Regions from separate parts of the Mus musculus genome. Here regions 1 and 2 are each linked to region 3. Evidence: chromatin loops called from intact Hi-C (ENCODE). Cell type or tissue: left cerebral cortex. All regions are shown on one strand. Links, peaks and the distances in the headings refer to the core of each region. The heading gives the core; the rest is flanking DNA. Region 1 holds the start of Ahdc1 (AT hook, DNA binding motif, containing 1). Region 2 holds the start of Mir7017 (microRNA 7017). Region 3 holds the start of Wasf2 (WAS protein family, member 2).

The links. Hi-C counts contacts between places; a loop is a spot of excess contacts. Peaks named below come from ENCODE experiments on the same cell type or tissue, not always from the same donor. Only the 100,000 strongest peaks of a DNase experiment are listed, where the experiment ranks them.
Region 1: it touches region 3 in a loop (8-fold over the local background); 8 of 42 quality-filtered maps call a loop at or near these places.
Region 2: a loop joins it to region 3, with 2.3 times the contacts of the local background. A loop is called at or near these places in 11 of 42 quality-filtered maps.

Annotation. Positions count from the first base shown.
Region 1 is chr4:133,007,447-133,017,391 of GRCm38, forward strand. It overlaps Ahdc1 (AT hook, DNA binding motif, containing 1), which reads left to right and starts at 4,060. Exons shown (of 7, transcript NM_146155.3): 1 at 4,060-4,077; 2 at 4,744-4,841. It overlaps Gm36599 (a long non-coding RNA gene), which reads right to left and starts at 706. Exons shown (of 3, transcript XR_390813.3): 1 at 582-706. In left cerebral cortex, for the core only: CTCF peaks have their summits at 1,888 (motif pointing right), 3,834 and 8,305; DNase peaks (open chromatin) are centred at 1,899, 4,115, 4,968, 5,667 and 3 more places; H3K4me3 peaks cover 4,122 bases; H3K27ac peaks cover 3,317 bases.
Region 2 is chr4:133,193,859-133,203,803 of GRCm38, forward strand. Wasf2 (WAS protein family, member 2) reads left to right here. Exons shown (of 9, transcript NM_153423.6): 8 at 538-1,049; 9 at 1,859-4,472. The coding sequence ends at 2,016. It overlaps Mir7017 (microRNA 7017), which reads left to right and starts at 1,797; the gene lies at 1,797-1,858. In left cerebral cortex, for the core only: a CTCF peak has its summit at 7,510 (motif pointing left); DNase peaks (open chromatin) are centred at 4,308, 6,179, 6,676 and 7,512; H3K27ac peaks cover 2,900 bases.
Region 3 is chr4:133,125,509-133,135,453 of GRCm38, forward strand. It overlaps Wasf2 (WAS protein family, member 2), which reads left to right and starts at 5,125. Exons shown (of 9, transcript NM_153423.6): 1 at 5,125-5,220. In left cerebral cortex, for the core only: no CTCF peak of the experiment used is centred there; DNase peaks (open chromatin) are centred at 4,934, 5,696, 5,986 and 6,762; H3K4me3 peaks cover 3,037 bases; H3K27ac peaks cover 3,164 bases.

The DNA of each region.
Region 1 (9,945 bases), core at 578-8,577, 120 kb before region 3:
AAATAGAGTTTTGTGGGGGGTTTTCAAAATTGTGTGTGTGTGTGTGTGTGTGTGTGTGTACAGTGTCTGTGGATACCAAAGTTTCCCCCACGCCCACCCTGCACCCGAGCTGAAATCACAATTAGTGGCAAGAAACTCTGGTCTTCTAGGAGACCAGCTGAAAGGCTGTGACCCTCCGGCCCCTGATTTGTTTTGCTTTTGAGATGGGGCTTAGGGTGAGGTGGCGGGCATGCCTCAGGCTGGCTAGGAAATATGTCATCTACATTAGCTTCAAACTCCAGCCTCCTGAACACCGGCGCTGGGATTCCAGGCACAAGCTCAGCCTCCACTTCGTGACTAGGGTAGAGGAGGGATAACAGAAGAGACAGGAGGACATCCACTCTGAACACATGGAACCACACTAGGTCACGCTTCTAGGACACATAGCTTTGACCAGGCCCGTGAACTGAGCATATCACTATACTTGATAACACCTACGGAATTATCAGTGGTGTCCCAGGCTAAGCACACACAGACAGACAACAATGTGCTGACCTACAGTTAGAGAGATAACCGAAGGCAAGCCAAGGACACACACTTACCCCCCAAGACTCGGTGGAGAGAGCCAGGACCTTGTACACCCTGATGGACACAGGAATTTACACATATGCCGTGTGACCGTCAAGGACCTTACCCTACCCCCCTCTGTCTTCTCCAGGTCCCTCACCACCTCTGGCAGGAACAAAGCTGACCTTTGCCCTGTGGCCTCTGGCCTCTCCTCCCACACCCCCTGCCCCAGAGGGAGGAGCTGTTTGAAGTCTGGGCTGCAGCTGGGGTTTCCTGTTGCCTAGAGGAATGTGGGAGGATTGTGCAGGGGAGGGGAGAGGGGCTGGTCTGAAGGAGGGTAAAGTGGGGGCCCGTAGTAGTTTTCACTGTCAGGGGGGCTTCCTGCTACCCTGATCTCCTGGACCCTAGATCTAGCCATTGCATTCGATGGCGGGTAAAGCTGGGACAGAGTGGCTCTAGTCCAGGGCACATCTTGTTCTTGGATCTGCAGCTCAGTGGCTCAGGAAAGTTCAGGAAAGCTTGTTAGGTCCCAGTTTCTTCTTGTATGGAGGAAACTGAATTACTCTATAGCAATTCAGACATCCTTTCTGGAAGCCCCAGAACCTTTGTATTCAGAGAGGGGGCACCCATCGTTTCTCCCCTTTCTATGAATCCCAGGGACTATCAGTCATTGCCGTTCTTTTGTTTTGTTTTGTTTTTTGAGATAGGGTTTCTCTGTGTAGCCCTTGCTGTCCTGGAACTCACTTTGTAGACCAGGCTGGCCTCGAACTCAGAAATCTGCCTGCCTCTGCCTCCCAAGTGCTGGGATTAAAGGAGTGTGCCACCACTGCCCGGCTGTCATTGCCATTCTTATTATAACCTAATCTCTCCTCTACCTTGCCAGTTTTCTATTTATTTATTTATTTGTTTATTTATTTATTTATTCTAGAGGGAGTCTCTCATGTAGCCCAGGCTGGCCTTGTGTACCTGTACAGCTGAAGATGACCTTAGATTTCTGATCCTCCTGCTTCCACTTTCCCTATGCTGGGGTTACAGGCACATACCATTCAGGAACCTGAGTCTATTTTATCCATGGAAACCTGGGCCTCTGACAACACAACAAATAAAGGCAAGCCCAGGTGTGCCTGGATCCCAGTTTACACGGCCTTTAAAACCTTAGGTCCCCACAGTTTTATCTTTACTTTCAAGTAATATTTCCTGGGTCTGAATATACTAGGTTTTGTCTCCAGTGAAACAAACGTGGTTGGAGGAAGCTGACCCCAGAAAGAGGAGAGGCTCTTCCTAGCTCTTCCTCAGCTTAAATCACCGGAGCAGATATGGAGATTGGACACTAGGTGGCAGCAGCATCCCGCATAATAGTTCATGTGCAGTTTGGGGGACCCCTTCCCCAACATACTTTGGAAAGGCTCCATAAGAAAAACCTGTCCCTAAATTCCAGGAAGGCTCTGCTGTGTTTTGTTTCTAGGAATCTGTAACCCTTTGGGGCTACCCACTACTTCTGCAGAGGGGACACCTGAAGCAGCCTGGAGAATTTGGAGCATATTTGGGAAATTCTACCTAACTTCTTTTTCGTGTGCCTTTTGCCACCTAACTAGCCATTCCCCCCGCCCCCTTTATGCTTTTCTTGAATATCGATTAGTCCCATCTTTCCTGGGGCTCTCTGCCACCAGTATGATCTCATCCCAACCTCTGCCTACATTTAATTCAAGCAGTAAGGGTCTTCCTATCCTTGGTAAAGGTGGGTGAGGCATTAGAGATGGGCAGACCTGGGAGTCTCTCACACCCATCAGCACTAAAGTTTGCCCTATGGGCGGCAGTTATGGCAAGACACCAAAAGTTCTGCTTGTGATGACCTCAGAGTTGAGTTTTGAAGCTACAAAGGATCGCTAAAGCACCTCCTGCTTTTATTAATGCCCGTTCTTATCATAATCAGTTCTTGGGGTTACTTTGTCTGCAAGCGAAGTGGCCCCTAGACAGAGGCCTCTCCAGCTGGCCACATGTGCCACGATGCCACATCAGTGGGTGTGCTTTTTAGAGCCTCCCCTGTTACTTGCTTTCTGGAAAAGTTTCAATTGCTCTATAGGTAGGGACTGGGAGAGATGGAGGGATGGTGAAGGTGGTGTGGATGTGTTGTTAGCATAATGTCACCATCTAAACATGTGTTGACTAGCAATTACCCTGCAAGAGCAAAGAAGGCATCAGAAGCAGGTGGATCAGGGAGTAAAGGCATTGCTAGAGAAGCTTAGGACATGGGGCAAGATGGACTAAGTTGGCAGACATTGGCCAAAGGAATGTCAGACACAGTCATGAGTTGGGATCAGCTCAGAAGCAGTCAATAGACAAGTAGCAGGGCAGTGATCACTGCATCACTCATCTGTTTCTTCTGCAAACCTTATCTACCTTAGTGCCAAGGGAGGACACATAGACACAGGGAAGAAAGATCAACAGTAAAGGATGGCGGGGACGCGGGGGGGGGGGGGTGGAGTAGAGGGAATCACCACTCTGTTACCGCCCAAGGGTTAAGGAAGGAAGGAAGCTTTGAAATTATCCAGATGCTGAATCTACCACTTTCTAATCGGGACACCTGGGCTCCGGAACTCTTATATCTAAAATAGAAATAAGGTCTCGTAGGGTTTTTTCTGCAAGGCTCCAAGGACCCCGTGCTGCCCGGGTGCTCAGTAAATGGCAGCCGCGGCAATTCTCCTTTCAGAGCTGTCCAGCCACCTCCCTGGGGGTAACAAAGCCTTCCTCAGAGGCGCACATTCCCATCTGTGGGATAGGCAAGGCAGGGGGCCCAGAGCCAGGGGCTGGAGAACAGATGTGACCTGAAGAGGAGGTAGGTGAAAGTGCTGCGCCCAACCCCCACGCCGCAGCAGGCGCTGGAGAACTGTTGAATTCCGCTCACAAACAATTGTTCAAATTCAGAAGGCATGGTATCTACACTTTGTCCAGAATTTTTTGCGCCCTCGCCGCCCGTGGACGACAATAAAAAGTAGGCGCTGGAAGAACTAAATCCAGGGCTGAGTTTGAGGCGAAGGGCCACGAAATGCGGAGGAGACTGTAGCGTTTCCAGAGCGGCTTTCTTGCCAAACGCCTCTTCTGATAGGAAAAACGTCCCCAAATTGAAAGTGTAGGTCCTCTCGTCTCTCCATGGGCCCTCTCAACGTGTTTGGGACACCCCAGAAAGTCGCAGCCCTTTTGGCTCATCCTCTGATGCCCGATTCCACTCATTTTATTCTCAGACCCCGCCCCTGCGCTACCACCCGCAACCTTGGCGCAGCCAGAGCCCCGAGTAGGGGCCTCGGAACGCCCGGAATGTTCCTAACCCTTGAGGAGGATCAGCAGTCCTAGATAAAACGGGATTCATCCGGGCCAGGGATACTCCGGCATAGGGTCCGCTCCGGGCCGCGCCGTCGGAGCAGCCGGAGTGGCCCCGCCCGCACAGCGCGCGGAGCGGCCGAACAGGGACTACAAGTCCCGGCGTGCTCTGCGCGCGCTCCCCCCTGGGGTTCCGGATGGTGAGCAGCGAAGGTAAGGCGAGCTCGCAGAGGCAACGGCGGCGGCGGCGGAGACGGAGAGAGGCAGGCAGGCAGGCAGGGCGAGGGCGAGAGACGGAGGGAGGGAGCGAGCGAGGCAGACCAGACAGACAGACAGGCGGGCGGGCGGGCCGAGCGAGCCACCCGCCAGGCTGCGCTCAGCCCCGCTCGCAGCGGAGAGAGCAGAAGGCAGGAGGAGGGAGGGGAGGAGGGAGGAGGGAGGGAGAGAGGGAATCCAGCTACCACCACCCAAAGCCAGCGTCTGCTTTCTGTCCTCATTTCCTTTTCCCACCCAGCTCGGAGAGCAGAGAAAGGCAGAGAGAGAGAGAGAAATAGAGACAGGCAGACAAACAGACAGACAGACAGAGCGGGAGGGAGGAGGGCGGCGGAGGAGGAGCAGGAGGACTACGCGGGGCGTCTTCCCTCCCAGGTTTGCAATTGGGGGGTTGGGGCGGGGGTGTCCAGGGCTGTGAGAGTGTGTGAGCGGCTGGGGAAGCGAGTGGGGCGCAGATAGCGAAGGAGTAATCGTGGTGGGGGGGACGCCGCGGGAGCGGGGGGCCGTGTCCAGCGGAGTTAGCGGCGGAGAATGTGAGCCGAGGCGCGAGCCATGCTGTCAGCGACGGCAGGCGGCTCAGGGCTCCTCTACGACTCCTCTTCCCAGCAGCCGGGCGCCCGTGTCGCTGCCGCCGGCGGAAGATAGACGCCCCCCGAAACCCCTCGCCTGGCTCGGACCCACGGAGCCGGCAGCCCAGCACTCCGGTAAGTAGCGCCTCCTGCCCAGCAATAGACGCGGTTGGGGACCGGCCGGCCAGGCTCTTTTGTGCAGCGCACTGTGGGGGGGCCCAGCGCCCCCAGTCCGGTCCGCCGGACCCCGTGGCTGCGGTGCCCGCGGTGCGATCGGTCTTTGTTTCCACCGGGGCCCGCGGCTCGGCTGGGCTCGGCTCGAAGCCTGGCAGGCAGCGCCGGGAAGGGGGAGGGGGAGGTGGACGGGGAGGGGGGGCGGGGAGGGGGGGTTCTCGGGTTTCCTGGCCGCCCCGCGGCTCCCCCGGCTCGGGGGCGAGGTGCGCGCCCAGAGCTGCCGCGCACCCCCTCCTCCTCCCCCTCCCTCCGCCTTTGGATTTAAAACTGCAATTTGCTCTCCAGCTTGCTGAGAATGTGGGGGGGGGGATGTAGGGGGACCGTGGGAGCGGAGAACAAGGCTGGATTTTAGGATAGGCGCTGGGAAAAGGGGAGACTGCGGAGGGAGGAGCCCCTCCCCTCCAGCCCCCAAATCCCAAGGTTCCGTTGGCGCTCTGGGAGTTGAGGGGCGGGGACCTAATGACCCGGAGGGGGTGTGGGGCGGAGGAGGGATTTGGGGGCGGCCTGGCCAGAGGGGTTGGGCCGCGTGCCCGGTTACCTGGCGAACAAAGTCGGCTCACTTTTGCATAAATAAATAAATAATCGTGTATCAATACGTTTCCTCTAGGGCTCTGATTGAATCGGCCCCCTCTTCCCCAGGGGGTGGGGTGCTGAGTGACAGCTGTCAGCCCCCTAGGTCGGGAGCTGGGGTGAGCTGCTGAATCTCTGCTTTCTGGCTGAGGGCGCCTTCCCTGGCTGGGTCTGGGTCCCTGGGCAGAGCCAAAGGGGCAGGGGGCTGGCTCTGAGACTAGGAGATAACCTTGTTTCCTGTTCTACAGGAAAAGGGACAGCAACCCAGAGTTTGGGGGCTGGGGACGAGGACTGATGGGAGCTGGGGGGGGGAGGGTTCCCCAGCAGCCTGACCCCCCCAGCCTCCTGCCAGGCAAAGGGGCCAGCTGAGGGAGGAAGGATGTGGGCCTTGCTGGCCGGAGGCGGGAGCTGGGGCTGTCCCTGAGGCGGGCAGCGGGCACAGATCGCACAGAGCAGGAGGAGGGAGAGAAGCGGGGGCGGGAATTCTCTACCGCAGACCCTAGGGGCCAGGGCCAGATGTGGAGGGGTGGGGAGTCTCCCCTCCCTCCCAGCTTGGGGGCCCTGGGGCTGGGCTGGGAGGGGCTGAGCCTGGTGCCCTCGGTTCTGCACCAGTGCTTGACTGGCAGGGCCAGCTGAATTTGGGCCCAGGCGTCACCCTGGGAGGCAGGGCTGGGCTGCACCAGCCTGGTCCCTGAGCACAAGGAGGGACCCTTGGGGGGCCTGTGCCTGTCTGGCTGGGCAGGCGTTTCCCGCTGGACCAGTTGGTGTCAGGCGGGACTTGGCCCCAGCTCCCTGGGCTGAGCTCAGGGTGTGAGGACAAGCTTTGCCTCCGGGTCAGGGTGGCCACATTCTGTCCGCTCTCGCTGTTGCCGCTGGCAGGGCAGGGGCATGAGCCCAGGCCTGGGCAGAGTCCTGCCAGGAGCATTCGGGGTGTTTCTATTGTTGACTTGTCCCCGTTCAGTGTGGCCCGGTGTGTGTGTCTGTGTGCGCCAGGGCTGTAAGTGAAAGATTACCAGTCTGTTCATCCCCCCCCCACCCCCCCCACCCCCCCAGCATGGGAGGAGCAGGCAGGCTCGGCTGTGGTGTTCAGCTGTGGAGGGACCCTCGAGGTAGCACATGCATGCCACTTGTTAAATCGCCTTCCTTTGAGCAGATGTATATTTATTTTTATTGTAATGGAAAAACCAAACGGGATAGTAAGTTGAATTCATTTCCCCTGTGTTGATAGCTGGAGTAATCCCCCGAGACTGGTGAACTTCTGGCCCCAGAGCACCCACCCTTCAGAGGTGGCAGTGACTAGAGAGGGGATGGGCATCCACCCAAACCTGTGACTCATCTCCCACTTGGTTTGGCATGGGAGCAGGTGCCCAGGTGGGGCAGACATTGCCCCCCTCCCTTGGCATCTCCAGGGTGCTGTTTGACCATTCAGGCACCTCCCTGGCCAGTGCCTAAGCTGTGCCTGTGCCCCCCCAGGGACAGTCCCCTGGTGGGCTTTCTTCTCCGCCTGGGCTGCAGGCCCACGTGCTGATATTTATTTTCTGTACTAAAATCCATTTTTAATGCCGTTACTTTTGAAATAATATAGAGAGAAACAAATGTGATGGGTTTAAGTTGCCCTCTGTGAGTTTTTAATGTGATCTATGGCTGAGGTAGTGACGGAAGGAGCTGTTGGGCTTAGAGAAATCTGTTGTCCTAGAGAAAGACTTGGCTGTTTATTATGGCTGTTGGGTTGGGGGGGGGTCTGGAACAAGGTCTCAGGGTCAGGGAGCCCCTGACACCCCCAGGTAATCTGGGTAAACAGTTTAGTTTTCCAGTTTTAGTGTGTGAGGCTTCCAGGATTACTCTATATTGTTCTCCAGCCTAACTGATGGGGCCTTTGGTGGTGGTGGTGGGGCAACCCCCCCCCCCCCCCGCGCCATGTGCTTAGCTATTGGCAGGGAAAGGTCTCTTGCTTGCTGAGTTCAGCAGAGGTATATGAAGGGAGATTAGGTCTGGATTCTGAAAGATGTTAAGGGGTGGGGGCTCCAGCTGATTATAACTGGGGCAGACCGTTCCTGACAGAAAAGGGTTTGGTGGGTGCACTGATAGAGCCTCCTGAGGGATGTCAGCCTGAAGCATGGCTCTGTTTCTCATTGGACAGGGCTTCCCTTCAAGCAAACCTGGATTTGGTCATTTTCCTCCCTTGCTCTGTACCACCCCCAGGGCTACTTGTGAGTCGAGTCCGTGAATCTGTGAGCCTGTGAGCCTCTGTGTGTGTGTGTGTGTGTGTGTGTGTGTGTGTGTGAGTGAGAGAGAGAGAGAGAGAGAGAGAGCGCTCAGGAGCGCTCGGGAGGGGGTTATGAGGGGGTGGGGAGCGTGAGCGAGTTACATGTCTTCTGCCAGCCTCCCAAGACCAAGGGGTGCCATGTCTGTGTACCAGATGCCCTAGCCCTTCTGGTCTGGCTGGGTGAGGTCAAGCAGATGCACTATTATGGGATGGAGCCAAGCTCTGTCTCTGGTGGCTGGGATCTCTTGGGACAGAGAGAAGAGGCAAAGCCTAGGTGTGGTGGAGTTGGCGACAGCTAGATGAAGCAAGGGTAATATTGTTGCTAATGCCAGCAGATCCCCCCCCCCCCCAGAGTGGGATGGGGGGGAGGAGACCCAGACAGCCACATGCTCCTGAAGAGTGGGAAAGAGAGAGAGGCTAAAGCCATTGAAGAGAGTGAGAGAGAAACTAGGCAAGGAATGCTGGGGTCTCAGGGCTCGGTGGTGGACCCCAGGAACCTCCGAGGACCTAGCCTCATCCCACCACCTCTCTCCTGCAGGCAGACTCTAGGAGGCACTGCAGGCCTCCTTGCCATGATTGAGGGCTAGGAGTGAACTATAGAAATAAAAGTGTATATGTCTCTGGGAAATGGGGGGGGGGGGAAGGTGGGAAAGAGACAAGGGAAGAATCCCATAGCGTGACGGGGCGGGGATTCCATGGGTCTTGACTAATGCTTCCAGCCTCAGAGCAGCCTTCCCTCTCTGTCCTTCTCAGGTATCTGGGAGCCAGAGTTCTTGGGACCTGTGGGCGGGGCCTAGGCTAGGTGGGTTACTCCACAGGTTGGCAGGCACCCTGTGCAAGGAAACACCCATGTTATAAAAGTGGGGGACTTTAGCACCCCAAAGGTGTCTGTCATCATCCCTTGAGGTACCCCTCCCCAACCGTGTGCTTGACAGAAGGAATACAGACCCAAAGGGGAGGAGCCACTTGCCCAGAGTCACAGATACCCTGGCTAGGCCAGCCTGGGACTCAAGCTCTTGTATCCTACCTCTCTGTAGCTGGGGAACTGGCTCAGCTGCAGGGGGGCCTCCTTGGCACAGAGAGGGGCTGGAGCCCATGGAGAAGAGCAGGCAGGCACCCTTGTGGCCAGAGCCCCCTCAGGGGAGGGGGAGGCACTGCTGCCAGGAGAGGGAGGGAGGGAGGGAGGGGAGAGAGGAGGGGAAACAGTGAGTCAGGCTTCCAAGAGCTGAGGATGTGAGAGCCAGGGAGCTTGGAGGGAGAGGGCAGGGAGGGCTGCTCTGAAGGGGGAGAGAGAAAGAGCCCAGCCAGGGGCAAGGAGAGCCGTGAAGAGAGGCAGCCAGCCCCTGGCCCCCGCCCAGTGGCATGCCAGGGTGAAGCCAATCTGAACTTTGCCTGAGGTGGGTCAGGAGGAAGCCATATTCCGTCCCTTCTGCAAGTCCTTCTCTGATGAGTCTCATTGCTGATCTGACCCCAGGGTCTCAGGAGGATGACAGTGTCCTCCCATGCCTTCCTCTTCAGCCTTCTTTTCTCTGTCAGTTGTGTGACTTGAACTATGAACTGTTGGAGGGGAGGGGAGTAGAGAGAACACAGCAGCCTGGAAGAATGTTGGGAGGCGCGATTTCAAGAAGAAGGCTGGGTGCTGGGGCACTGTTGGAGCCTGCTGGGAATGCAAGGTAGGCAGCAGATGGGTGTGTGCCAGTGCAGTAGGGGCTGCTGAGTGGGCAGGGCACTAAGATTCTGTGTGTGTGTGCGTGTATATATATATGGAGGGGTAGATGCTGGTTTGGTAGGTGGTGGATACATTGCTTTGTGCTTCTCAGGATGGCCAGTGCCCAGACTGGACCAGTACCACACATGGCCCAAACCAGTCTCTGCTGTTTCTGGGGAGACACCGGTGTGACCCTCCCATCCCATATCCCTGCAGGCAGACAGGAGGCCTCATGGAGCTGACAGGAACTGCTAGGGTAGCCCCTAATGCCTGGAGCTAGGACCAGAGGAGGAGGAGGAGGTCCCCTGAGACTGCCTGGAAAGGAGGAGGGAAAGAGCCCCTCCTGCCCAGCTGACAGGAAGCCCTGGCTCCCAGCCCCTCCTTCCCTTAAGGCCTAGTCTTTCCCTCTCCCCTGGTGCCCTGTGTCTCTCTCATTGGCTGGGGCTTAAGGAAGGTAGGCT
Region 2 (9,945 bases), core at 828-8,827, 68 kb after region 3:
ATTCTAGCTCTTTCTTGTATGTATTTAGGTCTAGCTAGAGGTTTACACTGACAGCCACCCATGGGACACTCTCCAGGAGGGTTCAAGGAGCCATCTCCTGAAAAGATTAAAGGGGACCTGAACTGCTGTCTCTGCTAGTCTTCCTGACAGGGTGCTCAGTCGTCTCCTTCAGTCTCCAGTTGTCCCCTTCTCCTGGATGACGGGGTGCTCAGTCACCTCCTTCAGTCTCCAGTTGTCCCCTTCTCCTGGATGACGGGGTGCTCAGTCACCTCCTTCAGTCTCCAGTTGTCCCCTTCTCCTAGATGACAGGGTGCTCAGTCGCCTCCTTCAGTCTCCAGTTGTCCCCTTCTCCTGGAAGGCTGCCCATAGTGCTGCTTATTCCTTGGTGATCTGTTTTGGCTGATCTGTTTCTATCAGTCTGAGGCAGAGCGAAATGGGAGTCAACTAAGAAGGGCCTGAGCTTATAGAAGAGCTTGCCTCTGGGCAGGAGTTGGCACTGTGGTCGTGATGGTAAATCTTGTCCCTCTGGCCTTTCAGCTACCCTGCAGACAACCAAAGAGGATCTGTCTTGGCTGGACCCAAAAGAACCAGCATGGTCAGCCCAAGCCATCCACCCCCAGCTCCTCCTCTGAGCTCTCCGCCAGGTCCCAAGCCTGGCTTCGCTCCTCCACCTGCCCCTCCACCTCCACCTCCCATGAGTGTGCCACCTCCACTACCATCGATGGGATTCGGGTCTCCTGGGACCCCTCCACCCCCATCACCTCCATCTTTCCCTCCTCACCCTGATTTTGCTGCTCCTCCACCACCTCCCCCACCACCAGCAGCTGACTACCCAATGCCACCACCTCCTTTGTCCCAACCGTCTGGAGGTGCTCCTCCGCCTCCTCCTCCCCCTCCCCCTCCAGGGCCCCCGCCTCTCCCCTTCAGCGGTGCTGATGGCCAGCCTGCTGCACCACCACCACCACCACCTTCTGAGGCCACCAAGCCCAAGTCTTCATTGCCTGCTGTGAGTGACGCGCGCAGTGACCTGCTTTCTGCCATTCGCCAAGGTAAAGCCAGGGTTGGATCTGAGGACACGCACCCTTAGCTGAGATGCTGGGGCAGGATCTTGACCCTTTCAAGGAGACAGCTTTCCCAGACAACTGAGAGATTAGACCTCCAGGTCAGGGTGGGACTTCCCTGAAAGATACTGGGATTGAGAGTTCTTCCTCTATTTGTTGATTGTGAATTACTTTTTAAGCTGGGACCCTAGAATTCCTTGAAGTAAGCACGTTATGTGTGTTTACATACATCTTCTTGGGAAAAGATCCCCAGATGAAAATGAGTCACTGTCCCATCGGCCAACTTTTCAGCCAGACTCGGTTGCAGCTGTCTTCTCTGCTCTCTCATCCCTCCCTGCCTGCTCCCATTTCTTCCTATCTTTTTCTTTCTTTTCTCTCCTTCCCTTCTCTTCTTCCAGCCACCCATCTTCCCCCTCCCTCCTCTCCCCCCTCCCCCCTCCCCACTCTCCTGTCACTCATTGAGATCAGATTTGGTCGGAGGGTTAGGTGTGGTTTGTTCTGTTGGTAATCCTCCAAGCCCCACTGTAGCTAGGGCTGAGCACTTGCCTGATGGGGGTACTCTAACTTCAGAAGCCTTGGTGCTCACAGCCAGGCAGGACAGCGGGCTTCCTTTCAGAGATGTCCACAACCCAGAGATGCTGATTCCACAGGACCTGTCTTTCCTTTTTTTTTTCCCTTGCTTCTTCAGGAATCCATCTTTCTCTGTCCTTTATAATCCTGTCCTGATGATACTCAGTCCCAGAGGGTTGTGAGACTAGGGCTGTGCTTCCTGCCTAACCCTGCTCCTCTCCCTCCAGGCTTTCAGCTGCGAAGGGTTGAAGAGCAACGGGAGCAAGAGAAGCGTGATGTGGTGGGCAATGATGTGGCCACCATCCTGTCCCGTCGGATCGCTGTTGAGTACAGCGACTCGGAAGATGATTCTTCTGAATTTGATGAAGACGACTGGTCGGATTAACTCCGCCTGCTGCCCACATTCCTCTTTCTAGTCCTCCCACCTGCCTTCCTCCATACAAACTAACAGTCTCATGGGGGGAAGAAAGCAAGGGACAAAGAACTGCAAGGGGCCAAAGCCAAAGATCTATCCGAGTGCTTCCTTCAACTGACCATATGCTTCTTCCTCGTGTCTGCCTGCGGGCTCCTGAGGGTCCACAGCTGAGCTGATCCATCTTTCCCTCAAGTGACCGTATCTAGTGACAGGAAGGGAGAACCCTACAGTAGATCCCTCTGCTTGGGTTTCAACTGGAGATAGTGCCTTCCCCTGATAACCATTTTAACCCATGGCCTTCGTCAAAACCCTTTCATTTAGCTACTTCAAATAATGTTATCCACCTCCTGTCTCACAGCAGTGGGTACAGCCTGTGTGGGCGCAGGTGGTCCCTTTTCTGTGCCCTGACAAGTAGACTGGCACACTCCTGCCCCACACTCAGCCTTCTGCAGCAGGTAGGCTTGCTTCTGTTAGCTCTGCCTGGATGCCTTTGTTCCAGAAGGCATCAGGCCTCTAAAGACTGTCTCACAAGTGATGCCCTTCTGGAGACTGAGGGTGTGGCCTTCCTCCCATGCTCTCTCTGGGTGAGTGTGGGGTCTGGGTGTCCTTTGCATTCCCCTCCTCACCCCAGGTGCCTTAAGACAGCCCAGTTCTAACCTGATATTCATGACCAAACTAGCCCTGACACTCAGGGACCTGGGCCTCTGCTGACTGTCAGGAGCAAAACTTGAAGGTGTGGCACCGCAGGACTGGAAGAGAGTGGAACACCTTGGGTCCTGCCTGTTCAGGGTACTGAGGCCAAGATGAGAAGTGACTCTCTCAAGGTCACACAGATAGTGATAGAACAAGAGCCCAGGCTTCCTGTTTCCAAGTCACCTGTGTTTCCTGGGACCAAATAATGAGCACCTGCTGGAGTCTGGGCAGAGCAGCCTGGCTCCCTTCTACCCCAGAGCTCCCAAATGCCGGCCTTGCATTTGGAGGGTTCATGGCCTGTGCGGGGAGGTGGGGGGGGGGGGCTCTCCGGTGCAGCTTTAACTGCAGCCGCTCTGGTAAGCCGCTCTTATTTCCCCTTCTGTCTGCAGCCAGTCATGTGGCATGGGAGCTGTGCTGGGGAGGCAGTGTAGAGAGGAGCTGTGGGGCAGCCAGCCTTGGCAGGTGCAGTTTGCAGTTCACTGCAGCTCCCTCCCCCTTTTGTTTCCTCAATTTAAGCAGAGGTTGTGCCAGCTGTAGAAACTTCAGTCCCTCAGGCTGGCAGCCGCTGCAGGTACCTGCCTGGGGGGGCCTGGCAGCCATGGAGAAGGCTGAGAGGCAGAAGGACACGGGGTCTTCCTGCCTCACCACCTTGCTGTGCATGATGATGCTGACCCACCCCCTTTACCTCCCTTCCCAGAACTGATACACGGGTGTTATTATTCAGGAAAAAAACTGAGCAGCTCTGGCCAGCAGCAAGGTTTCTTCTCTACTGCCCCAACTATTGTGTGGCCTCTTGTGCTGAAATCTCTGGCTTCAGAGCCTGAAACAAAGAGAAACAGGATCTGTCTCTACCCAGCACAGCAAATGGTTGTAGTAATTGCCAAAGCCCTCATAAACCCCTCCGGCTTGAGGAGAGTGCAATCATGGCTCTGCTGCCTGCACTTGCTGGGTTCCTCCCCTCTGCCTCCTTTCTTGAACTCAGAGGTAGGGACTAAGCACCAGGTGCCAGCAGGCCCTCCTGCTGTGGCCACTCCAGAGTGCTCCGTGTCTCCATGTGTCCGTGGCCTGCCCCCCCCCCAACCCCCCAAATCCAGTGTCTGGCACCGGGTTTGGCAGTCAACTCCATGCTGTGCATGTTTCCCACCCCGTGCCTTAGAAGCTGAAGGTGCTTTTTCATCAGAACCTTAACATGGCTGTTGATGGTACCCTGGCTGCAGCCCAGCGGGGGCTGGAGAGGCAGGGGAGGGCAGTGGTCCTTCCAAATAGAAGTCCTGGGGCCTGGCCAGGCCAGGGTTTGGGCCTAATGGTTTTTACTAAATTACTCCCCTCCTGCTCTCCGAGAAAGGGGAGCCAGAGCCGCTCACTGTGGTTCTGTTCCGACCTTGAAGGGGCGGTATTGGCCTGGCTTCTGGAATGGACAGAGTCCACCAGGAAAGACTGGGGGCGGGAGGAGCTGGGGAGGGGCCCTGTCTGCGGAAGGTAGGATTAGATCATTAGCTCAGTGACCTCCTAGGGTTTCGATGTGCTGTGTTCTCATCCTACAGCTGGTTTGGTAATGATCTGCAAGTCCCGGAGAGCAACAGCACAGCTCCGCCTGACGCTCTCATTAAAATCCATGCAGCCAAGCTCTGCGCTTTGTAGCAGCCGGCCTTGCAGAGCCTCCTCAGCTTGGGGGGCTGGGGACCCAGTCAGCTGAGAGGTCCTCTAGGCTCTACTTAGGCATATGTGTACCCAAAAAAAAAATTTTTTTTTAAGCATGCTTCTTTTAAACCCAGAGCCCTTTAAAATAATAAAGAACCCAGTGCAGGTGGGTGTGTTTGTGGAATCCCGTAAGCGTAGAATACCAAGTTTAGTGACTATTTAAACTGGGCTGAGGCTGGTAAGACTATAAAGCAGTGGCCCATAAGGACTCTTAAGCGTGAGGCCAAGGAGCCACGTCCCTTCCCAGTCTGCCTGGCCCAGGGGGGCTGCCCCCATTCCTGGAGCCCAGGGGCCCAGCTTGCAATTGCTAGTGTCAGGAGTGACTTGTAGCTTTGCCTTGGTTGTGAAATGATTTCATTCCAGGGGAGGGGGCGGGGGATCCCTTGGAGGCTCAGAGCAGCTGGCCCAAGCTGCAGCTCGTCTCCAGTGGAGGCTTGAATGCCCTCAGAAACGACCCTGGCCAATGTCACCGCAGAGCCGAGGCGGTGTTGTCAGGGCTAATGTGAAATCTCTTCCCGTGGCGCCGATCCTCTGACTCTATAGCGCCAGCTTGGACAGATTGAGGTCTCTGTGGCTTTGGTGACCCTGCTTAAGCATTCCCACCGTGTCCCTGTTCTGCGCTAGCACTGCCTCCTGCTGCAGCCCCTGACTTGACCTCAGGGCCTGGGGAGGGAAGCACCATACCAGGGCCAGGAGCTCCAACTCCGACGTGTCAGCCTCTGGGGGAGGGGGGATTAAGCCTTGAGCTTGGCTGGTGCCCATTGGACCTGGGACCAGGTGTTACCCAGAGAGGTGCCTCTGCTGTGCTTCCTGCCTCCATCACTTTCCTAGGGCCTCCGTGAGGGCTGAGAACAGCTCTGCTCTGCTCCTGTATTATTAACTTGCTTCAGTTAACTGACTTGAGAAACTAACCAATTTTTACCTTCTGCCTAGAATGATGTACACATAGGAGAGAAAGCTATCATGTTCCCGAAGTGCCTTGTTTTCTCTGATAGAAATATATTTATAAGGACCTATTCCAATAGGCTCTTGGTGTTTCCCATATCAAGATTTCTGCTAGCTAATGCATAGAGGGAATACTGTCTAAAAATAGACCCTTTCTTCCCAAAGGTTGGGAGGTGGGACCTGAGCAGTGGAGTGAAGCCACACCCCACAATTTTTTATTTATTTTTTTATTTTTAGATAGGGTTTCAGGTAGATCTGCAGGCCTTGACCTTACTATATAGTTGAAGATGGCCTTGACCTCCTGACCCCTGCCTCAGCCATGCCTGGCTAGGACAGCCAAATTGTTGTTGTTTCAAGTCTGGTTTCATTTGCTTCCCTGCCGGGTTTATTGTGTGTACCCCATTTGTACTCCCAATAACCTGAAGATTCCATGTAACTCTTATGTACGCGCATGAATACTTTAAATGCCAACCTTTTCAATCATTTGATAAAGTCTTTGTAGTCACTCAGTCACCTTTGGTGTCTGTGTGTGTGTGTGTGTGTGTGTGTGTGTGTGTGTGTTTCGTGGGAGAAGGTAAGCAACTCTGCAGGCCACAGGTGGGTGAGGGACTCTGTAAGGGGTCCAGCATGGGTGGGCTTCAAAGGCAGGAGGCCTCTGGCTAGTTTGTAGGCACAGGTCCCCTTCTGTGAGGACAGCCCTAGAGCTGGCTGCCCACAGCTCCTTGCACCAGGCAGGAGAGGCGCACACTGAATGCTGATGCCGCCTTCCAACATCTGGCCGGCATCTTGTCTGCCTCACAGACCCAAGCAACTTACCTTAAATAGAACCGTTCACAATGGAATCCGATAAAAAGGTTTTGGACTGCTCCAAGCCCCATCTCTTGCCTGCCTGAGGAAGACTGAGGGGGCTGGGTTTGCATTCTGACCCCCCAAAATGACCTACCCAGGAAGCAACGGTTGTTGGAAGCACAGCTGTGGGTTACTGTCCCTAGGGGTAATTTATGAGCAGACACCCAGATCCAGGCCCAGTAGACACAGTGGGGTGGCCCGGGGAGACGACAGGGAGCAGAATCGGGGGGTTTGGTGAGGGGGGCGCCATGGGCCGTGGGTCACCACGCCTGCTGTTCACAGAGTCACCCACGGGCATCGCGGGAGAGGGGGCAGAAGTTTTTGAATTGTCAGCAAGTGCTGCGCCAGCCACTCTGAGCTCATCGCTGGAGGTGGGGTGCCGGGGAGGGGGCACAGAACCCCTCGCTCCCCTCCCGCGCGGCCTGTGTTTAGTCAGCACTTGGCCGCCAGAGCTGGTGACTGACAGGCAGCCAGACGCCCGCCCTGGCAGAAGACAAAATGGTGTCGGAGCCGCCCTTGGAGGAACGGGAGGGAAGGAGTGTGGTTCTGGGAAACTAGAGGCCTGTGCCTGGATGCTGTCTCCACTGCTGCCACACAGGGAAGAAAGCCCTGACACTGTGCGAGTCGGTTCGCCTCCTGGAACTAGGGAAAAATGGACATTTACCGGAGTGCCCACTACCTGCTATAGGCAGCACATGCGAAGTGTGCGAGGTCCCCAGTGGACAAGAGAGGTGCTTTGAGCTGCCTAACCCTGCCTGCTGCTATGCCATTTACGCTGCTCAACGATCCACCCCGCAGCAGGCTGAGGAGTGCCAGTGTCTAAGGTTTCCGCTCTGAGATCTTACCTGCCGCACCTACCCTGCCAGTGCTCAGTTTTACAGCTGCACTAACAGGTGAGGGTATTTTTGTTCTTTGGAGTCAAGCAAGCTTGACTGAGGCCCCAGCCATCTTTGACCTTTGGGGCAGAAGAAACCTGTGCCCTTGACTACTTGGGAACAACACCGGTTCCCTACGTCTGGGCTCCAAGCAGGTACATCCTGCCCTGTTCACACATGCATGGGTTCACGTACACGCATTTGTCTAATAAGTAGCCTACAGTCCAGGCCCAGAAAGCACACTTAGACATTGTGTACAGAGCTCTGCTCTTATGCAAAACAAGGACACAAGTCAGCACACAGCTACAGGAGCAGGCATAATTGCAAGCACATCTAAGAGGCCTCCTGAGCCATGGTGCTGGCTGGCTGCCTCGGCCAGCTGCTCACTGCCCCCTCCTGGCCACCTTTCCACCAGGGCAACCTGGCACCATTTCCTGAAGTTCTGCTCAGGGTGATTGGCAACCAGTTCTCACCTAGATTATGGAATCGGGAGCAATTTCTGGGCCTCCCTTCCCCCAGGCCCAGGGTGTGGGGCCCCAGAGGAAGCTCTTCAGGGCTTAAGGACACAGACAGCCTGAACAGCCTGAGCAATCCAAGTAGAATTGCTCTCCTGTGTGACAGCATGGCGATACCCTCCCACTCCACTCCAGGGAGCAGCCACCCCCGCCCTGCCCTAGTGTGTGCCCCACCCAGTACTCACCCTCTTTCTCTCTCTCTCTCTCTCTCTCTCTCTCTCTCTCTCTCTCTCTCTCTCTCTCTCTCACACACACACACACACACACACACACACACACACACACAAGGTTTGGAGGTATAGGCTTCCACGCTGCCCAGGCAGGAGCTGCTCCAGCTCAAAGCTCCCTGCTTTCCGGTCTGGACTTCAACTGCCTTTATTCAGCAAGGCATTGAGCCTGATACTAGGTGCAGACATTCCACTGTGGTGTTCCAGTCGGTGTCTTTGCAGCTGATAACGCTCCCAGATGTACACCCGGGTAGAGCACATCTGTAAAGGGGTCAGTGGCTTCCTCGGGACAGACTTAAAGCCTTTGGTTCCTGTTGTACAGATGTGGAAAGGCACAGAAGGGCTTTGCGGCGGGCCCAGCACCACACAGCCAACTGGCATCCGATGTCAAAATAGAAACACCTTAGTGATGCTCAAGAGAACACAGCACCTTATGAGGTTGGGCCCAGAGATAAGGAGACTGGAGCCGAGTGGCAAAGTCGGGAGCTCTTTTTCTTCAGAAAATACTCACAGGGCCAAATGAAGACTTGGGGGAAGCTCTGAGGAGGTTCTAGACTTGGACCCTCAGCAGGGAGGCTGGGGACAATGCATCTTGAAAGCTGTGTGGATTCCTCCATTGCTTCCTCCTGCACTGGGTAAATCCCTGACTTGCTTTTATGCAGAGGCATGAGACAAGTCAAAGGAGCCTCTCCCTAGCCCATGGCTGCTTGCTTGCCCATCTGTGTATGCACGCATGAGTGAGGTGTGCACATAGGCCTGGAGTACCAGTGTGTGCACTCACCTGAGTTCGTTTATGCTTGCCTCAAGTAGTGCATCTGAGTTCACGCACAGGTTTATTATCCATGACTGTGGTTAGTTGGTTTATGTGGATATTTATTTATTTTGAGACAGGGTCTCTGTAGTCCAGGCTGGCCTCAAACTACTGGTGAGCCTTTTGCCCCAGCCTCCTAAGTGTTAAAATTCTAGGTATCAGCCACTGTGCGACAATGCCTGCCTCTCTCTCTCTCTTTCTCTTTCTCTCTCTCTCTCTCTCTCTCTCTCTCTCTCTCTCTCTCTCTCTCTCTCTCTCTCTCTCCTTTCTTTTTTTAAGACAGGGTTTCTCTGTGTAATCCTGGCTGACCTGGAACTCACTCTGTAGATCAGGCTGGCCTGGAATTCAGAGATCTGCCTGCCTCTGCTTCCTGAGTGCTGAAATTCAGAGATCTGCCTGCCTCTGCTTCCTGAGTGCTGGGATTAAAGGAGTGCTGCGCCACCACAGCCTGGGCTATTAAAACAACAACAACAACAGAAATGGGGATTGAACCCCAGGCTTTGCTGTAGCCTCAGGCCCTGTGTGTGAGCTTACATACATAAACAGTGTCTGTGGGCTGGGTGACAGGACTGGAGTTGTGATGGGCACCTAGCACAATCACATAATTCAGCTGCAGGGAATCTGAGGGCACCCACACTCCCTCGGGGAAAGTGCTTGCCTAGAACATCAATCCCAGTTCAATCCCTAATACCATAATAAAACCAGGTTTGCTGGTCCACGCCTGCAATTCCAGCACTTGGGAGATGGAGATGAGGATCTGAAGTTTAATGCCATCCTTGGCTGTGTAGTGAGTTCAAGGGCAGCCTGGACTACCCTGAGACTCCGTCTAAAAGTAAAAATCAATCAATGATTTCTACATGTCTGACCGATGACTTAATGAACAGGTAAGGTTTTGCTTGAGTGTGTGCTCAATGCAGTTGGCACATTGAATCCACTTGGGAATATACAAGGGTTCCCCTGCCTTGGTGTGGAGAGCTGGGTGGAATCTGCCTACATACTCACCCCGTGGTGTGTACATTTGTGGGTGTGTATGTGTGTGTACAGGAATGGCTTTGTGTGGCTGTCCAAGTAAAGTAGAAATGCCCTGTGAGAAAGTATGATGTCATCACTCCCCCACCCTGGTATATGTGGTGCTCTGATGGGCTGATGATGCCCTGTCTTGTGTCCCCCCTCCCCACAGCGGGTACACAATTCCCTGGACCCATCCTGCTCAGCCAATTTGCAGCCTTGCTTTCAGCTCCCAAGAAGGCCTGCAGCAAAGTCAAGGGGCTGGTGGCCAATTA
Region 3 (9,945 bases), core at 814-8,813:
TCAAACTTTCGATGTTGTCCAGGTGGGCCTTGAATTCCTGCCATAGTTCTGGGATTGTAAGTGTGTACCATCAAACCAGGAACAGTGGCGCATACCTGTAATGTCAACACTCAGGAGCCTGAGGCAGGGGGATAATTACAGGTTTGAGGCTAATGTGGGCTACATAGTATCAGGCTGCAGAGATGACTTAGTGGTTTAAAGGGCTTGCTGCACTTCCAAAGGACCTGAGTCCCAGGACAAGCACTTATGTTGAGGAAGAAGAGCAAATGATAGCTGCCCTTCACTCCAGCTATGATCCGTATCTTTCAGATAAGGAAACAAGCTCCGAGAGGTGAAGTACCCTGCCTAAAGCCATAGCTGGATTTCGTGGTACACATCGGTAATCCTGGGACTCAGAAAGCTCAGGTAGGAGGATTGCCTTGAGTTTGAGGCCAAACAAAATAAATAACACTGTCAAACAACAAGAAGAACCAAACAATAACAAAATTACACATTGAGGACGTTGTCAAGGAATGATTTAGAGCCAGCTTGTTCGGCTTCAAAGTCTTAAAGATCAGAAGGCAACAATGGCCTGAGCATAAATGTCTGCATCCGCTCTATCTCAATCCATGGTCTGGATCTGTTGCTTCAGACTCACTTCCCTGGATGTGGGGTTGACTAAGCACCATTGATGCAGTACCTCGATGGTTGTGAGCCTTCGTGTGGTTGTTGGGAATTGAATTTTAGGACGTCTGCTCGCTCTGGTCAGCTCCACTTGCTCTGGTCAACTCTGCTCCCTCAGGCCCAAAGATTTATTTTTTATTATACATAAGTATACTGTAACTGTCTTCAGACGCACCAGAAGAGGGTCTCAGATCTCTCATTATGGGTAAGCCACCATGTGGTTGCTGGGATTTGAACTCAGGACCTTCAGAAGAGCAGTCAGAGCCGGGTGTGGTGGCACATGCCTTTAGTCCCAGCACTCGGGAGGCAGAGGCAAGCAGATTTCTGAGTTCAAGGCCAGCCTGGTCTACAAAGTGAGTTCCAGGACAGCCAGGGCTATACAGAGAAACCCTCTCTCGAAAAACAAAAACAAAAACAAACAGAAGAGCAGTCATTGCTCTTACCCACTGAGCCATCTCGCCAGCCCGATGTAAAAGTAACTTTTGCCAGTTATGGCACACACAGGTAGGAGTTGCTGAAGTTGCAGAGACAGGAGGATCACAGATTTGAGACCAGCCTGGGCTATACATTGGGCTGGAGAGATGGAAAGAGCACCAGTTGCTCTTCCAGAGGTCCTGAGTTCAATTCCCAGGAACCACATGGTGGCTCACAGCCATCTGTAATGGGATCTAATGCCCTCTTCTGGTGTGTCTGAAGACAGCGACAGTGTACTCATAATAAATAAATAAATCTTGAGAGAAAGAAAGAAAGAAAGGAAGAAAGAGCAAACTCCCATTTCCTCGGTGAAGGTAAATCGTCACCTCAGCCTTGTGACCTTCCATCACATCCAATCTTCAGCTCTCCAAAGAGTAGAAGAGGTACAGCAAGGTTTGGTGACTGTTCAAGGTCACTCAAGCCCGGGAGCACTGGTAACAGTCAAGGTTCAGACACAAGCGAGTCTACCTTGACGATTCCTTCTTTTAGTGCAGTGCCAAGATTCTAGGAGAACAGCTCCACTTTCAAAGTCAGGTCCTACCCCCATAACATTCTTATCTATTTAGCAATAACAGGATCTGAAGGTCACGTTTCCTCTGCCCTGCCTCCCTGATGTCACTCTCCTTGTGGCTTCATTCCTTCTGCACCCCTTGACTTTTGATGTGTTCCACCTTTTCCAGCTTCCAGCTCATTTATGGGCAGACACTCCTCCCCACTGTTTATCCATTCACCCCAGATATCACCTACTGAGGGGTGCTTCCTCTGACCTGATCCATCCCAACATTCACTCTGCTAAACAGGTTGCTTCTTGTTCTGCCTTCTTGTTCCCTTCCACGGTGTATTTTCATGAGCCTGGTCACTTATTTAACTTGGAATCCAAGTTCCATGAGGGTCTGAGTCTGATTTGCTCAACTTTGCAGCTGTCCATTCCCGTGGTGCTTTGCAGATTGTAAGTGCTTAGCAGTTTTTAAGCGTCTATGTGCTGTGTGTGTGTGTGTGTGTGTGTTTGTATGCGTGCATGTGTAATGGCATGTAATGGCATAGACATGCCAAGGCCTATGCATGAACGTTGATTCTCTCTTTCCACCAGGTGGGTTCTGGGGAGTGAATTTCAGTTACCAGGCTTGGCAGCAAGCGCTTTTACCTGTTGAACCACCTCAGTAGTTTCTACTGAATGGATGAATCCTTTAGTAAACAAATGATCACTGGGAGCTTTGCCCACCCATTCATTCTGCCATTAATTCGCTGAATGCTCACAACTGCACACAATTTTTTTTAAGGTTTAATTATTTTCTTTCATGTGCATGTTTGCTTCAACCTATGTGTGTGCACCAGGTATATGTAGTGCCCTTAGAGGTCAGAAGAGGGTGTCCTAGTCCCCTGGAACTGAAGTTACAGGTGGCTGTGACTCACTTTGTGAGTGCCAGAAACTGAACCTGGATTGTCTGCCAGTGGCGAGTGCTCTTAACCACTGAGCCGTGTCTTAGCCCCTTGGTGTCCATGTTTTAGAGAACAAGTCAGTGAGGCGTAGAGAGACTGGAAGTGGTGGAGTTCTGTCCTGATCTTAGGTCAGTCTGATCCCAAAGCCACTGTCATTTACACAGCTTGCCCTCCTTCACTTAACAGTCACAGCGGGGATTTAAACAGTCACATGTCAGACTGAGTGTCCCAATTCAAGCCCAGAAGACACCAATCCAGTAGTCGCTGGGGCCCTGTTGGCTCGGTTTATTTGGTGGTGTCTGCCTTTCTGAAGTCTTGAACTTCAGGGAGGGAAAAGGACTTGGACATACACACCAGAGCGGCCCTCGATGGCCAGACCAAAGCAGTCCTCAATGGCTAGAGCTCTGTTCTAAGAGTGGACAGACCTGAACAAAGACCTGGGGATGTCCAGTGTGCTGGCAAATGTCTCTAATCCCAGCCCTGGGAAAGCAGGGGCAGGGAAAGCAGGGGCAGGGCCAGAGGCAGAGAGGCAGAGGCAGAGAGGCAGAGGCAGAGAGGCAGAGAGGCAGAGGCAGAGGCAGAGGCAGGGAGATCCCTGGAAGTTTCAGGCCAACTTGGCCTACACAGTATTCCAGAACAGCCAAGAGCTACATAATAGAGAGACCCTGTTCCAAAAATAAAAATAAAAATAAAAAAGATCCAGCATCCGGCCACCTCACTGAGGGCCCCAGTGAAATTTTCGTTTGGCTTCTGTTTGGGTTATTCATTGACCGGTCATCTCTTTTCTCTTCACTTTTAGAACGCTAGGAACAAGTTGACCATATCTCTGGGGGCACTTTTCTTCTTCTTTTTTTTTTTTTTTTTTTTTTTGGTTTTTTGAGACAGGGTTTCTCTCTGTAGCCTTGGCTATCCTGGAACTCACTCTGTAGACCAGGCTGGCCTCGAACTCAAAAATCTGCCTGCCTCTGCCTCCCAAGTGCTGGGATTAAAGGCGTGTGCCACCACTGCCTGGCCACTTTTCCACAAGAATATTGGTCTAGCTGGTTTTACAGTGACCAGAGTGAAAGAAACAGTCACCCAGCACCCTTAGGACCATCCTGGCCTGTTAAGGGGATGAGAAAAAAAAAAGCCATTTTCAGGTGACAAGATGTCACAGAGTAAGAAATACAGGAATAGATGCTAAGTGGTGTAGGTCTGAGTTCTGTGGTCATTTCCAACTAGCTGGGTGGCTGCGGGAAAACTGTATCAAGTATTCAGGGTGTTGTATGTGTGCGTGTATGTTGTATGTGAGGATGGACCAGTGCAGGCCAGAGAATCACCTCAGGTGCTGTTCTTCAGGCAACTTTTACCTTGGTTTTAGTAACTGGCTCTCTCATTGGCCCAGTCTGGAGGAGCAGGCTAGGCTAGGCTGGGCCTGTGAGCTAGAGCTCTGCCTGTCTCTGCCTCCCCAGCGCTGCGAAGTCAGTATCATCGGGCCTGTTAGGCTTTGTTTGGAATCTGAGTTCTCAAACGCAGGTCCTCATTCTTTCAAAGCAGCACTTTACTGACTGAGCCGTGTCGTGTCGTGACCTCCACCCCACCGCCCTCACACCGTGCACCCTTTTTGAAAGGAAGCAAAGAGGGAGGCAGACGTGGCGGTAACAAAGCCTGCCTAAGATCCATTCTTCCACAAGAGGCCAATACCTGCTCTACAGAGATGCTCTAGTATACTAAATGTGCTAAGCCGGACTCGTCACGTTGTCACCCAGCCGCAGCATTTTGTATTCTATAAGTCACTTGGGAGTGTATTCTCAAACTGCCCACCTTCATGGACTGGGACGTGCCAGGGCCTACTGCATCTATTTTGTAGAACAAAGTGAGAACTAGGTAGGCAGCAGTTGTCCGAAGTTGCAGAGTGAAGTGACAGGTGTTTGGCTCACCTGACAGTGGCCTCTCAGAACTAGCTCCCAATCTCAGGATGCCAGCTTCACCCGAATACCTATCCTTTGGGGTGAGCTGAAGCCTATGACTCACTCGCCCCCACCCGACTTTCGGTCCCGCTTGGGACAAGGCGTGAAGGGACAGAACGATCTGCCACTTGAGGGGTGTCTACAGAAAGTTCATAGGCTCGGCCTGTTCTTTACACAAAAAACAGGCTGGCTCTCTGGACTCTAATAAAAATAAATCGTGTTTCAATACATGTTAGCCGAGGTCTTTCCCTGTCTTAGCAGATATTTTTGTACTTAAACTTGGGCGTCGATGTACCTTTAGTCCCATCTCCACTTCACTTGGTTTGTCCTCGCCTCTGTTTACTCCGATTGCGGAAGTCGCTCGGGTGGAGTTCCCGGGACACTACCTTTGAATACGTCTTTTGCGTACTTATTTAATTGGCATTGGATTCAGACCAATGGGATAGCTGGGGGCTCCGGGCGGGTGGGGCAGGGAGCCAATCAGAACGGTTGGCGGGGTGTGGCTGCGTCCCGGGGCGGGGAAATCGCGTAATGGCGGACTCAGGCCGGTGGAGTGCGGCTGGGGGCGTAGCGCGCTGAGGGGGGCGTCCGGCTGAGTAGCAGCCCGCGAAGCAGTAGGCTGGAGCGTTCTCCGTGGGGACGCGGACCGGCTGCCCAGCCCTTCATGTCGCTGAGGGCGACTGCGCGAGGTCAGGTGAGCAACAAGTCCCCCTGGGCGCGCCCGGCTGTGAGAGGCGAGCGCCGGCCCGGCCACCCCTGCAAGGGTCCGGTGGCACCGGGTGTCTGCTCTGACGGTCGCTGGTGCGGCTCGTGTGTTGTCAGCGCCGTGGCGACACCTCAGGGGTGGTGGTGACCCAGAGTGCCCTTCGGAGACTAGGGAGGGTCGGCGAAAGTGGCCCTACCACCAACCCACTGTGTGTTCTTGAGCAAGTCACTTCCGTCTTCGGGCCTCAGTTTACCATTTGTAAATAGACTTCACCGAAGCCTGTGAATTGGGTCTCAGCAACTCCCCGAGCTCCTGGACAAGTTCATCTCCAGGCTGAGCCTCAGTTTCCATATTTGGACCATAAAGTAATTGAGGTGCTCTTTGGGGACCCTGGCTGCTAGGCTGGGGGTAGGGACATTGTGGAGGAGTGTGTGAGCACGCGCACATGTGCACAGAATGAGCCCTACAGAAAGGAGCCTTGGCTTACGGGCCACTGGTACCAATGCATGGGTGCTACCCAGATCGTGACAGGGAAGGGCTAAGTCCTGTGGTCCTTTGAGATGAGGAAATGTTCATAGATTCAGAGATCAGGGGTTACCCTTGGCGTTTAAGCCCAGCACTGAAGAGGAAGAAAGCCAAGGAAAATGTTAATGGTTGTCCTACTATGTGCCAAACCTTAGGTATAAGTGCTTGTTTAGTTTTTCCAGCTGTCCTTGTAAGTTTACTGGTGAGGAAGTCAAGTAGGTTTCAGAGAAGTAACTTGCTCAGGGTGACACCGGAACGTGTGGCACTTACCAAAGTGAGGGTGTTTCCTCTGGGAAGCACCGGGCGCGCAGGGATAAGTTAGTGTTCTCTTACAAAGTTTGCTTTGTCATAAATGGAGGGAGGGGTCTAGCCTGGAGAGTTGATTTCACTTTTGGTGTGGAGACAGGCTAGGTCTTAAGCTCAGGATTATTAATTATAAGCCCATCTCCTTTTCTTGCTTTGTGACTAAGGAAGGGCCATTTCTGAGTGTTAAAAATCACTTCGAAGTGTGTCAGGACAGCAGAGGATTCCGTTTGAGTCCCAGGCAGGTGTCACCAATATTTGTTGTATAGAGACATGAGTTTTGACTCCAGGTGGTGTCATCAGAGTGTCTTTCTCTCCTCTGTACAAAGGCTACATTTTATTGGGAGGGAGAATTTATCCATCTGTTGTATAATTTCTTTGGGTTCCTTGGGGCTAAAGTTTCAATGGCCTGCCTGTGTTCAAGTGTAGCCTTTCTTTCTTTGTTCTTTCCTTATCTTGCAGATGAGTAAAGGCAGTGGACTTTGAGTAGGAGTAGCTGGGTACCTTAGCCCTTAAGTTTTCCAAACCGCCAGAGCTTTGGGTTAATCAAAATAGCAGGTCCAGCTGTGGGTATTGTTCTCATGTGCCAGTGTTAGGGAGGGAAATCCGAGGAGGAAGTTGCTGAGAAAGAGGGCGTTTCTGAGCTGTGGAGCCAATATGTATTTTCTTTGTTTGAAATTCTAAAACCAGAAAAGCAGCAGCTAGAGGAAGGAAGGAAAGGACTTGCAAGCCTGCTTCCTGTCAGGGAGCTGTAAGGACTGTCCCGGGCCATGTGGGAGGCACCGCTTGCCCAGAAAAAGGCAGTTGAGTTGGCTGGACTTTGAGAACGGTCTTCTAGATTTTAGAATATAGAATGAAGTAACTTTAGGTCTTAAATCTTCCAGAGTAAACGATTAAGGGACTCTTTATTGAGTCATCACTGTTGGTTCGTTGTCCCCATCATACTTCCCAGGCTTTGTCTGAGTTTTAACTGTGATTACAAACTCTGGGTTTTAACATAATCTGACTTTCCTACTAGAGGGTGCAAAGCCACCAGCACTTGAAAAATATGTTTGCCCATTTAATTATATCCATGTTGTCATTTTCTTTTTAATGTTGCTATTTATTTATTTATTTATTTATTTATTTATTTATTTATTTATTTATTTATTTATGAGTCTGGGTCTTCCTATGTAACTCAGGCTTACCTTGATCCCAGTATTTTCCTGTGTCAGACTCCCAAATGTTGGGATTATAGGCATCAAGCATTAGCATACTCCACTTGGTTTTTGACATTTAAGGTTTTTTTTTTTTTAAATGGTTGTGAATCACACAACTTATGTAGTGACTTATGTCCTCTGCCAGAGCAACAAGTGCTCTTACCTGCTGAGCCATCTCCTCAGCCCCTTGTGTCTTTTTAAAAAAATATATTTTATTTTACCTTTAATTGTCTGTATGAGCATTTGGCTTTGTGTGAATGTGTGTGACTTTAGTTCCAGAGGATCTGATTTCCACTTCTGATGTCAGGCAGCCTGCACATGCACACTGCACATGCATACATGCAAGCAAGATATACAGTAAATATTGTACAGCAAAGTTGATTTCAGTGTCTGAAAATAGTGTTGTGTAGAAAACTTTTTTTCCTGTGATGTAAAACTTTTACTTTAATTAAAATGTAGTCAGTGGGCGTTTTCTCTCAGATTCCGAAGTATGCCTTTTAGCACTCTCTCTGTACTTGTTTTGATAAAAGTACAATGACCCCCACCCCCACCTTTTTCTGTTTATGGTTCTGCTAAGCAGACACTCTTTCCAGCTGAATTACATCACCACCCTCTCTGTCCTCCCCCCACATTTATAAATAATAATTTGTAGGTTGTTTGGTCTTTATTTTCTGTAAACTCAAAGATTGGTGTTTGTAGGACTTTTTTTTTTTAAAGATTTTTTTAAATGAATACAGTTTTTTTTTAAAAGATTTATTTATTTATTATATGTAAGTACACTGTAGCTGTCTTCAGACATACCAGAAGAGGGAGTCAGATCTCATTACAGTTGCTGGGATTTGAACTCAGGACCTTTGGAAGAGCAGTCGGGTGCTCTTACCTGCTGAGCCATCTCACCAGCCCTTAAAGATTTTTTTAAATTACTATTATACATAAGTACACTGTAGGTGTCTTCAGATGTGCCAGAAGAGGCCATCAAATTTCATTACGGGTGGTTGTGAGTCACCAGGTGGTTGCTGGGATTTGAACTCAGAACCTTCGGAAGAGCAGTCAGTGCTATTACCGGCTGAGCCATCTTGCCAGCCCCCTGTTTGCAGGACTTTAGAGCTGATTTTCCTTCAGGGTGATGCTTAGTGTAACGTGGGATAATCACTAGGAGATGGAATCTGGGTCAAATTGTTTCTTTTTTCCTTTCTGTTTTTCTTGGTGTTTTGAGACAAGGTTTCTAGTAGTACAGGCTTGCCTGGACTTAGCTATGCAGCTGAGGATGAATTTGACGTCTTTTTTGTTTGTTGGTTTTATTTTAAAAAGATTTCTGTGTTTGGGTGTTTTGTTTGCATGCATATGTTTGTGCCTGGTGACATGGATACCCGGGAACTGGAGCTGCAAACAGTTGAGCTGCTGTCTGGGTGCTGGGAACTGAACCGAGGTCCTCTAGAGGAAGGAACGTCTAGTGCTACTAACTGCTATTTCTTCAGCCCCTGACCTTGAACTCTTGATTCTTGTACCTCCACTTCTAGTTCTGGGTTTAGAGACTTGTCTAAAAATAATTCTTGGTGGATTTTCTATGCCACTTTTCCCAAATAAACACAGGGCGTTTCTACATTGCTCTAGCCTCTTTTAGCTCCCAAATAAAGACACAGAAACCTGTTTTTTGTTTGTTTGTTTCGTTTTGTTTTGTTTTTCCCGAGACAGGATCTCTCTGTATAGCCCTGGCTGTCCTGGAACTCACTTTGTAGACCAGGCTGGCCTCGAACTCAGAAATCCGCCTGCCTCTGCCTCCTGAGTGCTGGGATTAAAGGCGTGTACCATCACGCCCAGCTTTTTTTTTTTTTTTTTTTTTTAATTTCTTTTATTTATATGAGTACACTGTAGCTGTCTTCAGACACACCAGAAGAGGGCATCAGATCTCATTACAGATGGTTGGTGAGCCACCATGTGGTTGCTGGGAATTGAACTCAGGACCTCTGGAAGAGCAGTTGGTGTTCTTAACCACTGAGCCATCTCTCCAGCCTGAGACCTGGTATTTTTATTAACAAGCTACAAGCCTAAGCTGGGAAGGTTCTGAGCTATCCTAACCTTCCAATGCTGTCCATTCCCATCCATGTGTCCCTTTACCTTCAATCCATGGCTTGCCCTGGCTTGCTCTGGTCCGTGTGACCTCACGGTGACTCCTTATTTGTTTTTGGCACTTTCCTTTCTTCTTCACTCTCTGGGACCCCCTGACCGGGATTGGAAGTCTCCCTATTCTCTTCTCTCAGCTAGTTGTCTGATCAGCTCTTTATTAAACCAATCAGGAGGTGATGGAGAAGAAAGAATGTTTACAAAACACTGAGACAGGTGATGATCCACAAAAGTAACATTACCAAAGTCTGGACATATTCCACTCTCTGGGGTACAGAGATCAGCATGTGGATAACACAAAGACCTTTACACAGTGCACAAAACCATCTCCCAACAGGCTTGGGCCATTATACCCAGGTTTTGTGGTGCTACGGATCGAAGCCAGGACCTCAATGCCCGCTAGGCAAGTGCTCTACCAACTAAGCTCATCTTCAGTCATATGATGTGTAGTCTTAGTTCTTCTGAGCTACCTCTACCATAGAATGAAGTACATTGTTTGACAATGAAGGATTTCTTCTCTTTGTAAGAAACCTCAGGACAGCATAGATTTTAAGAACTTTGT